Regions from separate parts of the Homo sapiens genome. Here region 2 is linked to region 1. A link is an interaction called in ENCODE POLR2A ChIA-PET data of the cell type or tissue named here. Cell type or tissue: MCF 10A. All regions are shown on one strand.

Region 1 (8,000 bases):
GAGGCGTTGCTGCGCGCGGCCTGTGGCTAGACGAGGTTCACGTGGGTTTACCTGGAGGCGTTGCTGCGCACGGCCTGTGGCTGGACGAGGTTCACGTGGGTTTGCCTGGAGGCGTTGCTGCGCGCGGCCTGTGGCTAGACGAGGTTCACGTGGGTTTGCCTGGAGGCGTTGCTGCGCGCGGCCTGTGGCTAGACGAGGTTCACGTGGGTTTGCCTGGAGGCGTTGCTGCGCGCGGCCTGTGGCTAGACGAGGTTCACGTGGGTTTGCCTGGAGGCGTTGCTGCGCGCGGCCTGTGGCTAGACGAGGTTCACGTGGGTTTGCCTGGAGGCGTTGCTGCGCGCGGCCTGTGGCTAGACGAGGTTCACGTGGGTTTGCCTGGAGGCGTTGCTGCGCGCGGCCTGTGGCTAGACGAGGTTCACGTGGGTTTGCCTGGAGGCGTTGCTGCGCGCGGCCTGTGGCTAGACGAGGTTCACGTGGGTTTGCCTGGAGGCGTTGCTGCGCGCGGCCTGTGGCTGGACGAGGTTCACGTGGGTTTGCCTGGAGGCGTTGCTGCGCGCGGCCTGTGGCTGGACGAGGTTCACGTGGGTTTGCCTGGAGGCGTTGCTGCGCGCGGCCTGTGGCTGGACGAGGTTCACGTGGGTTTGCCTGGAGGCGTTGCTGCGCGCGGCCTGTGGCTAGACGAGGTTCACGTGGGTTTGCCTGGAGGCGTTGCTGCGCGCGGCCTGTGGCTGGACGAGGTTCACGTGGGTTTACCTGGAGGCGTTGCTGCGCGCGGCCTGTGGCTGGACGAGGTTCACGTGGGTTTTGCTGTGAAGAGGTCTGTCCAGAAGCGGGGGTAGAGAAAGGGTGATTTTTATCGCAGAACAAGTCATGTTGTTTTAATCTCACCAGAAGTTTCATCTAATTTGAAATAGAAAAAGGTTCATTTGTCCATTCATACTTTTTAATAAGTTAGAAAATACTTAGTGAGTGCTTGCTTTGGGCTGGGCATTCTTCTAGTCTCTGTGGATTCAGAGGTGAAAGGTGTGGCCCTGTTGTCCAGGAATTCAGTGTAGGAAGAGGATAATTACAGACCATAGATACGCATGTGCTTTCCTTCTAGAAGGCACGTTCACGCGTATTCTCAGTTTACCTTCGTGAAACGGTGGGGTCACACCGCATGCTGTGTTTATTGTGCTGATGGGGAAATGAAGGGTCCGGGAGGAATGGCCTCGAGGGCCTTCCATCCCCACAGACCCTCCTTGGCTCTTTCTAGGCTCTGCAGGGCTCAGGGTTCTTGCAAGGCCCAGCTCACGTGTGGCCACCTCATTGCTGCCCGGGTAGGGCTCTCTGCGTGATGTCACGTGGCCTTCGTGGTGAGGGGCAGATGAGAACTGTATTTCTTCTCTCTAGTTTTGCTTGGTGTTATTTCAGTTGTATTAATCTTGTGTCCCCAATTCAACTTCACCCTGCCTGAAGGTGAGTTCATGCCTTGAATATCTTTATTTTTTCAGACCAAGCACTACAGATTGAAGCTGGGTGCCTGATGGACACCTGCTCGTGTGCTTCTCTGTAAGTATTTGCATTGTCGCAGCTGCAAGCACCCATTTCGCTGAGAATCACTGTTGCCTCCATGGGGTCCTGTCCTATGGACGACCCCTGTCTAGTTGGGAACTTGGTGCCAGGAGCTCAACTTGCTCCAATGCTTCCCATCCTACTAAGTTCTACGCTGACTACAGTGGTAGGTAACGTCTGTTTTCCTGCAGTGCTTAAATATTGTTTCTACCTCCACCTTCGGCAGCTATGTGGCAGACATTTAATCATTGTTAGGCAAAAAAGACCTAAACGTACTCTGTTAGCTACTGCACCCTGCCTGGATTCCCCAGGCCACATGTCTTAGTTAGCCCCACACAGCTTCAGATATTGTTATTGCTTCTATCCATTCTGCTAAACTGAGCCATGGTTAATAAAAGATGAGAATTGGCAATTTCCAAGTTTCTAAGAGTTTAAAGTTATAGGAAATAAAAGACATGATGTATTCCTCAGAGTAGGCTCACTATTGTAACAACGCCTCCGAATTTTAGTAGCTTACCAAAATAAGAACGTATTGTTCACTTGCATGACTGTCAAACCTAGGCCAGATGAGGGCTGTGCTCCACAACACCGCCCAGGAATCTGGGATCCTCCCCTGGGCTCCAGTAGCTCCATGGACATCTGCAGGTAGAATATAAACAAGGAAGCTGGGAGGAACTGGTGAGATTTCAGAGGAGGCCTAGAGGTGGTGGCCATCACTCTCCCTCCCAGTCTCCTGGCCAGGACTTGGTCACACAGCTGCACCTCACAGCGAGGGGCTGGGGAACGCGGCCTCACCCCGTGTCCAGGAAGAGGAGTGACCTGCCATGGTGAGAATCTCCGCTCCTGAAGAGCACATGATTAGTCATTTACACGTCCTGATGTTGTTGCTCAGGGTCTCCTCCTACCAGGGGAGACAGTGGAAAACTGTGTGCATTGCTCACAGTGAGGAAGCTGGTTCCTTGGCTGGTCTGTGGGTCACATTGCTCATCTTCATGGGGACAGCGGCCACTCTTCACCATGCTTCCTGTTGCTGGATTGCAATGGGAGCCATGCCATCGATGCTTTGGGCAAAATAGCTCATGTATGGCTCCTCGTCAGCTGCATGCAGTGGCACAGATGCACCATGAAGCTTGCAGTTGGGTGTCTGCACCTCTCAAAACCATTTCCAGCTGGACAAGCAGGCCTCTTGGTGCTAATGCACCTGTGAAAGGCAAAGACCCTCTCATCATTCCATGAGCCATATGCTGGCTCTATGTTTTTATGCCTGTCTCCCATAACAGGTGACATTGTTGAGAATGAGTAGCGGGGGGTGTCCGATAGCTGTTACTTTGAAGTAAAAGGAATTCACTGATCCAGCTGCAGTGGGTCCCTAAAGCAAGGGCTGCTTAACACGTATACTCAGGTTGCATGATGGCCGTGGAGTACACTGGACTCAGCACCAGGACCCCATCTCTCATCACCAGCTGTGTGTACGCCTTGGTGAGCTCCTTAAATCTAAACACGTGAGTATCCTTATTTGTCAAAAGAGGATTCAAATTTTAACCCTGCATAACCAAAAATACAGGAATTACTTAATGAAGGGGTTCTTGAGAAGCGATAAACTGAAAGGTAAGTCAAAGCCCCATGGCAAATGCAAATGGCTTGAAAATGCAGGAAATGCTTTCATCCTGGAACATTTGCTGTTCTACCCAAGTCAGGTCTGTGTCTCTGGAGGTGCACACGGAGCTGTCCCTGGTGGCAGCCTCTGCCAAGGACTGTGTGGCCCCGGGGGCAGCCTCTGCTGAGTATTGTGTGTTCCTGGTGGCAGCCTCTGCTGAGTGTTGTGTGTTCCTGGTGGCAGCCTCTGCCAAGGACTGTGTGGCCGCGGGGGCAGCTTCTGCCGAGTGTTGTGTGTTCCTGGTGGCAGCCTCTGCTGAGTGTTGTATTGCTGGTGGCAGCTTCTGCCGACGGCTGCGTGGCCCAAGTGTGCGTCCTGCCTTTTCCTGACTTCCTCTCTCTACTTCCCACTCTCACCCGGCACATGATAAAATGTAATCTACATGAATATTAGGATTTGGATTTCTATCTGGACACGTGATTTACCTATTAATCAGACACCAACCACATGAATGATTATTAGAGGAATATTTAACAAAAGCTACATAAAAACAGTTTTTGAAACTATTTGGACTTCACTTCTCATAACATTCTTAAAAACCAAAGTTCAGTGTGTCTTCCAAAATGAAGAAAAATTACCCTGTTTTACCAATGGTTTTGCGTCGCTAATATCATAAAATGAAGGATGAGTTTTCAAGCCTGAAAGACAGTGTATTTACTAAACAATTTCTTAATAAATTCATTTATTCATGCACCCATTTGTTCATGTGCCCATCCGTGCATTCGTCACTTACCAGACGCCTCCTGATCTCCAGCGCCCGCGATAGGCACTTCCCATCCGGTGAGGTGTATGGCCTGACTCCTGCCCGGGGCACTCATGGCCTTGAGAAGGTACATACAGAAATAACGTCCTAAAATAAGTTCCATGAGCTTATTCCATGAACTTAGCAGGTTCCATGAGCTCATGTTGCAGGGGTTGGAGACTGACTCTGAATTGGGAGCGTTGGCCCCGGGGGTATAGAGTCCAGTCAGGGGTCGGGGAGACTGATGGGGCTGCTTCTGCTGCTGTTCTGCGGCAAATCTAGGACTCAGCAGGAGACATTTTTATTTTCCTCCCACTTGAGAAACCCTCGTTATTGCTCAAATAAATGCCCACCCCCACCCACCTCCACCACCTCCACCACCACCTCTATGGCCAAGGAGGTCAGAGTGGAGAGGGGCAGCTTCCTCCTGGAACCCAGTCATGGCAAAGGACAACCACAAAATCCTGGCCGGGTCCAATCCAGGCTCATCGCGTCGGGAACAGCAAGAAGCAGGAGAGTCTGCAATGAAACTGTGAAATTGCAGAGGCTGGACAAGGGGTCAGCACCGCCAATAAAGGAGGAAATGTTTCCATGGAGGGGCTGTTTCTCAACTGAGGCGTGCCTTTCAGATGCGTAAGCTTTAGTCATGCTTATAACAATAATGAAATTTTACAGATGAAAAAAATGGGCCTAAAGGGTTAGGTGAGTTGGCCGTGGAATGTGATTAGCTCATGGGGAGGATGGTGTGGATTGAAGCTTGTCTAGCAGGAAAGTTTATTTACTTTAACTGCCCATGATGCCTCTCCTAAAAAACAAGTCTTGTGCTTTCCACGTGTTTTATCTTTCTTTTGCTCTCATTCCCTGGCTTCCAACAAAGACCTTTTCTCCTTTTAAGTCATGTCTTAGCTCATATGAGTCAGAAAGCAGGTGGCATAAAGTTGTCTGTTTTCCCCAAATTTCCCATCCACTCGCTCCTTGCCAGGCCCAAGTGTCCCCATGATTATGTTGAAGCTTGATCTCCAAGGCAGTAGCGTTAAGAGCAGGGCCTTTAGGGGGTGATTAGGTCATGAGGGCTCCTCCCTCGTGAATGGGTGGAGTTTATAAATGCGTATAAAAGAAGCTTCACACAGCACGGGGGAGAAACCTGTTCCATGGTGAAAAGTACAGCTTAACACACCTGTGTGAAGGTTTGAAGGCAAGGTTGGAAGCCTCGGAACATGGTGTTATCGGGGTGAGTTCACCATCACCCACAGCTACGATGGAGTGGAAGACTCAATCATTAAAAGTAACAGATTTTTACTGAGCCAAATTATAGAAGCCTGAGGCCATAAAGGCAATGTTAAAAATTCACTCTTCCCCTGATTGTTGTAGAAGAACACACAACAAAGTTGAACATGCTTGAATGTAAATTTTCTCACCATGACTTGTTGTAATATATTACATTATCAAGGAACATGAAAATGAAATGTGCTTTTCTAGTTTTTCGGATGCCATTCTCTCAGTCTCTGCAAGGCTTGGGAAGTGGCCAGCCTGAAGGACAACGAGGCTGTGTCTGATCATGGGGTGCTACTGAAAAAAGTGACAGAAATGTTGGAATGATGTACGATGTCCCCAGCGCTCTGAAATAAAGGAGAGCTGCCTCCATTTCCAAGGCAAGAGGTGGGTATGGCTGAGGTGGGCCCAGGACTACACCTGGCATGGCTGTGGCCCAGCGTGCGGCTGACGCTGAGGTTGGTCTCTTCACTCCGGGGCCCAGGCTTCGCCTCTGCTCCTCGCCTTTGCTTTCCCTCAGAGCTGAACCCAAGTCGTCCTTCCCAGCTGCTCTCTCATGGTAGGGATCCCACTCAGCAGGGCGCCGTGCCGGCTTAGCACCAAGTGACCAGGGGAAACAAGACAGGGATGTGCCTGGGGAGCCTCTTCTGGGGCCCTACTTACTGCCATCGCAGGGGCCCTACGGGCGTCCTCCGGGATGGTGTCACGGGCTCTAGACCCACAAGCAGGGTTGGAGCCCCGGCGCTACCCACATCTGTCCAAGTGATATTAAACCTTGCAAGTCTTTCTTTCCTGTGAGAAATAGAAAAAGCATATTTCCTACTTTAGTGCATGGGTGAAATGAGATAACCCATCTCATGCATGAGAGTCCTGATGGGTGACCCTATAGTTCCCTGGCAGGTCCGCAGGCACGCAGGGGGCTCCACAGGCACGCAGGGGGTTCCGCAGGCACGCAGAGGGCTCCGCAGGCACAAAGGGGGCTCCGATGGCACGCCGGGGGTTCCGATGGCACGCAGGGGTTCCGCAGGCACGCAGGGGGCTCCGCAGGCACGCAGGGGGCTCCGCTGGCACGCAGGGGGTTCCGCAGGCACGCAGGGGGCTCCGCTGGCACGCAGGGGTTCCGCAGGCACGCAGGGGGCTCCGCAGGCACGCAGGGGGCTCCGCTGGCACGCAGGGGGTTCCGCAGGCACGCCGGGGGCTCCGCAGGCACGCCGGGGGTTCCGCTGGCACGCAGGGGGTTCCGCTGGCACGCCGGGGGTTCTGCAGGCACGCCGGGGGCTCCGCTGGCACGCCTGGGGCTCCGCTGGCACGCAGGGGGCTCCGCAGGCACGCCGGGGGCTCCGCAGGCACGCAGGGGGCTCCCCTGGCACGCCGGGGGTTCCGCTGGCACGCAGGGGGTTCCGCTGGCACGCCGGGGGTTCCGCAGGCACGCAGGGGGCTCCGCAGGCACGCCGGGGGTTCCGCTGGCACGCCGGGGGTTCCGTTGGCACGCAGGGGGTTCCGCAGGCACGCAGGGGGCTCCGGTGGCACGCAGGGGGCTCCGCAGGCACGCCGGGGGCTCCGCAGGCACGCCGGGGGCTCCGCTGGCACGCAGGGGGTTCCGCTGGCACGCCGGGGGTTCCGCAGGCACGCAGGGGGCTCCGCAGGCACGCCGGGGGGTTCCGCTGGCACGCCGGGGGTTCCGCTGGCACGCAGGGGGTTCCGCAGGCACGCAGGGGGCTCCGGTGGCACGCAGGGGGCTCCGCAGGCACGCCGGGGGCTCCGCAGGCACGCCGGGGGCTCCGCTGGCACGCAGGGGGTTCCGCTGGCACGCCGGGGGCTCCGCAGGCACGCCGGGGGCTCCGCTGGCACGCAGGGGGCTCCGCAGGCACGCAGGGGGTTCCGCTGGCACGCCGGGGGCTCCGCAGGCACGCAGGGGGCTCCGCTGGCACGCAGGGGGCTCCGCTGGCACGCAGGGGGCTCCGCAGGCACGCAGGGGGTTCCGCAGGCACGCAGGGGGCTCCGCTGGCACGCAGGGGGCTCTGCTGGCACAGCCACCAGAGATTGTCTTTTTCATGTTCCCAGTCATTTTGCTTCAGGTGCTCATTTTGAAGGTATTTAGGGAGCCGCAGTTGTCTTCTACGAGGCTGTGTTCTTCCATTTCATGGTATTCGTTAGTAAATAAAAGTTATAAATTTGTATGTAGCTGAATTGATTGGCATACTTTAACATTTATGCTTCTATAAATTATTTAAGATACTATGTTATTTTAGTTTTTAATGAAGATACTCATCATTTTCCCCCTAAATATTTTGAAAATTTACTTTTTATATTAGATCTTTAATCCACCCAAAATACAGAATAGATGAACTGTCACAATTTAAAGAAAATACAACACACATAATAGAAAACTGGGCAAAAGATTAGGCAAGTTATAGAAGAGAAAAATGAATAGCTAGTACATTCATGAAAAGATTCCAGCCTCACTAACAATCAGTAACATGTGAATTTAAACCACAAGGAGATGACCCAGTGATTAAGTGGCAAATGTTTATGCCTCACAGACAAAGTGATAGAGAATGCTGTCTTCTGCTGTCTTTGGGCATTGCCTCTGCCTGGGGGCTGTGCCCTCCACCTGTGGGTTTTGTGATTTATGGATTAAATCTGCCCGGTCTGTCCGTCTTCCACACTTCCCATCTTTAGAAACTTTTCATGCTCGTTTTCTAAGTCTTGGAGGATTGTTTAGTTTTGTTTTCTGTTTAGTTATTGAATTAAGTGTCCATTGCCACAACATAT
Region 2 (8,000 bases), 150 kb after region 1:
GCTAGAGCAATCAGACAAGAGAAAAAAAAAAAACAAAGGGCACCTCAATTGGAAAGGAAGAAGTCAATTTATTCTTGTTTGCAGATGATAAAGAAAATCCTAAAGGCTCCATCAAAAAACTATTAGAACTGAGAAACAAATTTAGTAAAGTCACAGAACAAAAAATAAACATACAAAAATCAGTACCATTTCTATATGCCAACAGCAAATAATATCAAAAAGAAAGTAATCCCATTTACAATAGCTACAAATAAAATAAAATACCTGGAAATAAAGTTAACCAAAGAAATGAAAGATCTTTACAATGAAAATGACAAAACATTGATACAAGAAATTGAAGGGAACACACAAAAAAAGAGAAAATATTTTATGTTCATGGATTGGAAGAATGTTGTTAAAACATCTATACTACCCAAAGCAATCTACAGATCCAATGCAATCCCTATCTAAATACCAGTGACATTCTTCTCAGAAATAGAAAAAAATCCTAAAATTTATCCAAAGCTATCTTGGGCACAAAGGACAAAACTGAAGGAATCACATTATCTGAGTTCAAAGTATATTTCAGAGTTATAATAACTAAAACAGCATGGTACTGCCATAAAAACAGACACATAGACCAATGGAACAGAATAGAGAGCCAAGAAACAAATCCACAACCTACAGGAAACCAATTTTGACAAGGATGCCAAGAACATACACTGGGGAAAAGACAGTCTCTTTAATAAATGGTGCTTGGAAAACTGAATATCCATATGCAGAAGAATGAAACCCTAAACCCTTCTCTTTTGCCATATACAAAAATCAAATCAAAATGGATTAAAGACTTAAATCCAAGATCTCAAACTATGAAACTACTAAAATAAAACACTGGGAAAACTCTCTAGGACATTAGTCTGGACAAAGTTTTATTTATCCATACCCCACAAACACAGGCAACCAAAGCAAAAATGGAAAATGGGATCACATCAAGTTAAAAAGCTTCTGCACAGCAAAGGAAACAATCAACAAAGTGAAGAGACAGCCCACAAAATAGGAGAAAATATTTGCAAACTATCCATTTGACAAGGAATTAATATCCAGAATATATAAGAAGCTCAAACAACTCAATAGGAAAAAAATCTAATAATACAGTTAAAACTGGGCAAAAGATCTGAATAGACATTTCTCAAAAGAAGACATACAAATGGCAAACAGTCATATGAAAATGTGCTAAATGTCATTGATCCTCAGAGAAATGTAAACCAAAACTACAATGAGACATCATCTCACTCCAGTTAAAACGAGTTTTATTTAAGAGACAGTCAATAGGAAAGCTGGCAAGCATGTGGAGGAAAGGGAACCCTTCTACAGTGGTGGGAATGTACATTAGTACAACCACTATGGAGAACAGTTTGGAAGTTTCTCAAAACACTAGACATAGAGCTACCATATGATCCAGCAATTCCACTGCTGGGTATATACCCCAAAGTGAATCAGTCTGTTGAAGAGATCTCTGCACTCCCATGTTTGTTGCAGCACTGTTCACAATAGCCAAGATTTGGAAGCAACCTAAGTGTCCACTAACAGACGAATGGGTAAAAATATGGTACATGTACACAATGGAGTACTATTCAGTCACAAAAAAGGAGGAGATCCTGTCATTTGCAACGTGGATGGAACTGGAGGTCATGATGTTAAGTGAAAAAAGCCAGGCACAGAGAGACAAACTTACATGTTCTTATTCATCTGTGGAAGCTAAATTTTGAACCCATGAAGATAGAGAATAGAATGATGCTTACCAGAGGCTGGGAAGGGTAGTGGGTGGTTGGGGGAATGTGGGATGGTTAATGGATCAAAAATAGAGTAGATAGAATGAATAAGACCTAGTACTTGATAGCACAACAGGGTGACTACAATCAGCAATAATTTGTAGCACATTTAAAAATAACTAAAAGAGAGGAATTGGAATGTCCCTGACACAAAGAAGTGATCAATGCCTGAGGCGATGGACACTCCATTTACCCTGATGTGATTATTACACATTGTATGTCTGTATCAAAATAGCTCATGCACCCCATAAATGGATACCCCTACTGTGTGCCCATAAAGATTAAAAATTAAAATGGGAAAAAATAAGCTGATTCAAAATGAAAAAATATATACCTAAACACATTTTGGAAGTGTTAAACCCCATCATTTGAGGCTGTTTTGTGATGCCAGCTGTGGTGAAGATAGGCCTGGGCTGTCAGGCGTCCTTAGGGACCTCTGGAGAGAACCTACCCAACTGTGCATCAGTGTCACACCTGCTCCGACACACCAGAGGCCGCGCAGTGCTTTACTTTATACAGTGAGACAAGATCATCTGTACACAATTAGAGCACAGTGACAGCCAATGTCCACGAAGTGCCAGGGACCGTCCTTCTAGGGGAGCAGGTCGAGCATCACAAGTTGGACCTTGAAGGGTCCAGGAATCTGCTAAGTGTGAGCGGGAGTGAAGTCTTTCGTGTCAGAGAGGAGAGATGCCAGGCTCAGGATTTATGAGCCATGGGGTCTGAGAGATTCTGGTGGTTTCCAGTCATTCAGCCAGTGGGGTGGAGAGAGGAGATGGTTGCAGCCTGATGGGGAATTGGATGAATCGCGATGGGAAAGTCATCTACTTACCTAGGAGGACTCAGGTGACTCTGTGCTGTTTTTAGAAAACCAGTTCCAAGACCGAGAAGAGAATAGTTTGTTTGTTTTGGGAGCTGTAAGTTGGTATAGCAAGATAAAAGAAATGAGACTGATTACAGGGTTTTGGCAAAAATATTGGCAAGAAGCCGTTAAGTCTCAATGAAGTTAAAACCTATGGAAAAGAAGAGAAGGGGTTGTTTTGTTAAAAGACATTTATGCAGCATCACCGATAAATACGGGTGACTCGCAGTACATCTAAACTGCAGGGCAGTTCCCAGCATCATCTCGGGGAACACTGACCTGGTGCCTGCTGTGCACCACAGGCTCCCCCGGACAGTGTCTACAACCACTGCTGGTGCCCAAGACGTGCACATAAAAGCTCTTTTTCTAAAAGTCTCACTGAAGCTTCCCTGAAAGCCAAGCAGTGAGAAAACAGAGGCCTCAGCCTGAATCTGTTTCCAATTAGCATATCAAGACAGCATCTCCGCATCCAAAGCACCTAACCGGAGCCTCCCTCCTCCCTGAAAACCCACCGCAGCTGCTGCTCCAGCTTCTGGTTCCTGTGCTGGTGTGCTGGGAGAAGATGGGCTGCATGGGACTCTGGACTCTGCAGGTGACCCCGGGGTTCCAGCCCACCCATGGACCCTCCAAATGCCAGCTGGCAGCCCCTTGTATTTCTGCCTTAACTTATCAGATTTGGCTGATGGCTTGGGTTGGAAAAACAGAAGATAGGTTAAAAGCCTGAAAATGATCATTTAGTTCCACCTTAAGAAAACAGAGACATAAGTGAGGTTGCTATTATTTCAATTTAAATGTTTGATAAATAGAAAGTTGAAGCTCTATTTTACAGTTCTACAGTCTCAAATTAATAATGTCTGCCACATAAAATTACATCTTCTGGTTTTTTAACCAGTCAATAATCGAAGTTTAAATAATATGACTTAGAAGTGAAAATATGCTTGCAATTTTCTACCAACAACTCATTAATCATGCAGTCAACAAAGCTTCAAGAAAGGGGCCATCACAGGCACATTTGGCCAGTCAAGTGTGCGTTGTTGGTGCAGTCTTCTTTTTAACTTTATTTTAAATCCAAAATCCAAGTTACCTGTAATAAATGGAGCTTAATTCATTGTGTGTCTCGTGTCATAAGAGGAGAGGGATAGAAGTGAAGAATATAGTGGCCTAACAATGGATCTGAATACAGCAGAGCCCCAGAAAAGCAATGCTATGCTCCACGAAACAGCATTGGAACAGCAGTGCAAGGTGAGGCACGGGCCCAGTGAGTGCCAGTGCATGCTGCTCAGCTATTTAGCTGGGTGTAACACAGAAACTAGTAAAAGTCAAGATCTTTTGTGCATTCACGGATCAAGGACCTACTACGCACTCAGTCTTGTGTCGGTGCTGATACTGCTGAGGTAAATAAGATTGTTTTTGCCCTGAAGGGTCTTGTAATCTGGTAGTCATCAAAAATGAAAAATTACAACAATATAGATGTGTCCAGGGAACTGTGGGGTCTCAGTGGAAGATGCACCCTTCATTCCACCAGAGACAGATGGGAAGGCTTCCAGGAAAAGACCCTAAAGTGCACCTCGGAGGACGGCATAGAAACACCCAGTCCAGGGAGGGAGGGGCTCAGTGAGCCCTGACGGGACCCCTAGGATGAAGCACATCTCAGGGGAGAGTGGCAGGTGAGAGGTTTCTTCCACAGCTGTGAGACCCGGGAACAACCAGCAGTCGTTGAGAGACAGAAGATGGAGGAGGCCGAGGCAGCTCACATGGGCCCTGCACGTGCCTCTCCTGGTTCAGTCACACGGCTATCACTGTGCATGAGGTCGGCTGTGTCCCCAGACAGCAGCCACGCCTGCCACCCTCGCCCCTGACTCCGGTGTCCATCACAGAAATTGCCTGAGTAAATGAACAGGGTATGGGGACGGGGGCTACAGCAATGCAGGGCCTGTGGGCTTCCACTGAGAAGTCTGGGTTTTATCCTAAAAGCAATGGGCAGCCTTTAGAGGTGTGGCTGTTTAGGAGCATGAGAGATGTAACCAACTCTGTGTTCTAGGAAGAGAAGCCTGGACATGGGACACACAGGGTGTGCAAGGGCCAGAAGGAACACAGCCTGTTAGGGAATGACTGCGAGAGTCCTGCTGAGTGCTGCTGGTCTGAAGGACAGTGAAAGTGGAAATAACAAGGAAAGGCTTGTATGAGATGTGTCTCTTCACATGTAATTTGTATTGAAGTATAATTTGTATAAGATAAAATGCAGAAATCATCATTGTACTACTTACTGAGTTTTGGCAGTCATATTCACCAGTATAAAAAAAATCAGCTACCCAAACCAGGGTGTGGAACATGACATCATCACTTCTAAAATCTCCTGCTGCAGCTTTGCAGTGTCACAATAGTTCTGGCCTCATAAAATAAATTGGGAAATATTCCTTCCTTCTTAATATTCTGAAAATATCATTTCTGATTTCTTTTTTTTTTTTCTGAGACAGCCTTGCTCTGTAGCCCAGGCAGGAATGCAGTGATGCAATCATGTAGCCTCAACCTCAACCTCCCAGGCTCAAGCAATCCTCCCACCTCAGCCTCCTGAGTAGGTGGAACCACAAACGTGCACCACCATGCCTGGCTATTTTTTTGTAGAGACAGGGTCTCACTATGTTGTCCAGGCTGAGCTTGAACTCCTGGACTCAAGATATCCTCCCACCTTAGCTTCCCAAGGTGCTGGAGTTACAGGCATGAGCCACCACACCCGTCCTCATTTCTATCCTGAATGACTGATATAACTCACCACTAAGGCTACATGCCTGTGGTGTTTTATTTTGGGAAGATTTTTTGATTATGTATTAAACAGCTCTGATAAATATAAGCTTTCAGATTAGCCTTTCATGTCAATTTTGATAAGCTGCACTCTTCAAGGAATGTGTTTATTTTCTCAAGTTTGACAAATATATTTCTGTAATGCAGTTTATAATATTTTCTTGTTTTCCTGTTAATGTATGTATGATCTGTAGTGATGTCTCATCTGTCATTCATGCTACTGATCATTAGTATTGTCTCACTTTTTTCTCTCTTTCCACTACACACCCACTGAACCCCTGACAATTCTCATCACTTTACTGGCATTATAATTTTGCTTTTTAAGATAATGCCATGTAATTGGAATAACACTGTATACAACCTTTCCAGGTTAGCTTTGTTCACTTGGAAATATGCATTTAAGTTTACTTCATATCTTTCTTAGGCTTAGTAACTCACTTCTGTTTAGTGCTGAATAATTTCCCATTGCAGGGATGCACTAAGGTCTGTTTGTCCATCCACCTGTGGAAGGAGCTTGGTTGTTTTCAGGTTTTAGTGGTTATGGAGAAAGCTGCCTTACACATTGCATATGGATTTTTTGCAGGCACAGTTCTCAGATAAACTGTGTAAGTGGCTGGGAGTGTGGCTTCTGGGTGCTGCAATCAGGCTATGCTTAGCTTTGTGGGAGACTGCCAAACCCCTTCACTTGGCCTTCCCATCAGCCATGAATCGGAGCTCCTGTTTCTCTGCTTCCTCTTTAGCATTTAGTTTTGTCAGGCTTTTTAAAATTTTATGTTGTGTTTTTTAATACATGTGTCATGGGACCTCATTGTTTCAGTTTGCAATCTCCTAGTGACAAGTGGCCATGAGCATTTTTCCATGTGCTTACTCGCCGTCTGTATCTCATCTATGGTGAGATGTTCATATCCATTGTGTGCTCATTTCTTGTGTTCTTTGTTTTCATATTGAATTTTCAACATTTATTGTATGTTTTTGATACAAGTCAACTATTAGATATGTGTATTGCAAAGATGTTCTTGCAGTATTTCACTTGTCTTTTGATTTTTTTTTAGTGTCTTTCACAGATGACAGTTGATAATTCATTTTTGGAAGATTATTAATATTGACTTAATTTCTGTGTATAATAATTAATTATTATAACTCCTATGAGCCTATTCAGATTGTCTATTTCTCCCTGAGTGAGTTTTATTACTGTCTTTCAAAAAATTCATGCTTTTCATATAAATTATAAATTTGGGGTCCTAGAGCTATTTATAATATCCCTTTATCCTTTTAATCATCCTGGGATCAGTAGTGGATAGACTCTCTTCCATTTCTGATAGTGGCAATTGTGTCTTTTTTTCTTAGTTAGCCTGGCTTGGGGCTTATGGATATTAATGTTTTCAAAGAACTAGATTTGGTTTCACTGATTTTTTCTATTCTTTAACTGCTTCCAATTTCACTGATATCGTATCTCAATTTTTATGGCAAACAATAGATTTTAAGTGTTCTCACTGCAAAAAGATTAAGTATGTGAGGTAATACATATGCTAATTATTTTGAAAATGATTCCACATTTGTAAATATATGTAAAAACATCACATTGTATGCCATATATACAATTATAATGTCAATTAAATTTTTAAAAAATAAGTAATAAAGGGAAATATTTGCAAGTTAAAGTTAAAATTAAAACCTTTATCTCACAAGACATTATGAAGAGCACCAAAGTGCAAGCCACAGGATGGTAGATGCTATTTACAATCCATTCAACCAACAAAGGATTTACATGTGGACCACAGAGAGAACTGCAGGCCAGCAAGGAACCACAGGGAGAACTGCAGGCCAGTGAAGAGAAGACACCCTGATCTAAAATGAAAATGGCGACAGTCATAAATGGGACTTCAAAAAAGAGAAGACTGAAACCACACATGAACACATAAATAAAAAGTTAACCAAATAACAAGTTAACTTATGAAGATGTAGTATTTGATCTCATCAGTCATCAGAGAAATGTAAAATAAAATCTTTGCATTGTTATCATGCACCCACCATGGCTAATAAGTGAATGCTGGTGATACTGAGTGATGGGGAGGATGTGGAGGAGAAGAACACTCTGAGCCTGTCGGGCCAGCACCTTTGCAGTGGGAATCGTTTTAGCGTCTCTCATGGAAGCTGGAGGTGCTCAGACTCTGGATCCCACCAATTCCACTGCTATGTGTAGCCTGAGAAATGCAGACTGACACCAACATCTACTTAGAAAAATATACAGAGCAGGATTTCATATCCTTTCACTAAAAACAACTCAAATGCTCGTCAACAGAATTGTTGAGTAAGTCGTGTTATAAGCTTACAATAAAATACCATAGAACAACAAAATTATCAAAATGTTACATACAATAAAAAGGATAAATTTTATAAAATAACATTTGAGAAGAAGCCAGACACAGAAAAATATATTATATGAGTCTCTTCATTGAAATGTCAACATTAGTCAAAGCTGATTCCACAATGCATATTCATCCAAACAGCATGTTGTATATCGT

The links. ChIA-PET counts read pairs that join two places held together with the same protein. Peaks named below come from ENCODE experiments on the same cell type or tissue, not always from the same donor. Only the 100,000 strongest peaks of a DNase experiment are listed, where the experiment ranks them.
Region 2: POLR2A ChIA-PET joins it to region 1 with 6 read pairs; 2 of 35 experiments call an interaction of 5 or more read pairs at or near these places.

The regions. Positions count from the first base shown.
Region 1 is chr2:420,345-428,344 of GRCh38, forward strand. LOC124905962 (collagen alpha-2(I) chain-like) reads left to right here. Exons shown (of 3, transcript XM_047446892.1): 2 at 1-920; 3 at 1,494-3,904. The coding sequence ends at 839. Among named protein-coding and RNA genes, the nearest start is that of LINC01874, 68 kb to the right of the region's middle. In MCF 10A, no CTCF peak of the experiment used is centred here; a DNase peak (open chromatin) is centred at 4,617.
Region 2 is chr2:570,838-578,837 of GRCh38, forward strand. No RefSeq gene overlaps it. Among named protein-coding and RNA genes, the nearest start is that of LINC01875, 29 kb to the left of the region's middle. In MCF 10A, no CTCF peak of the experiment used is centred here; no DNase peak of the experiment used is centred here.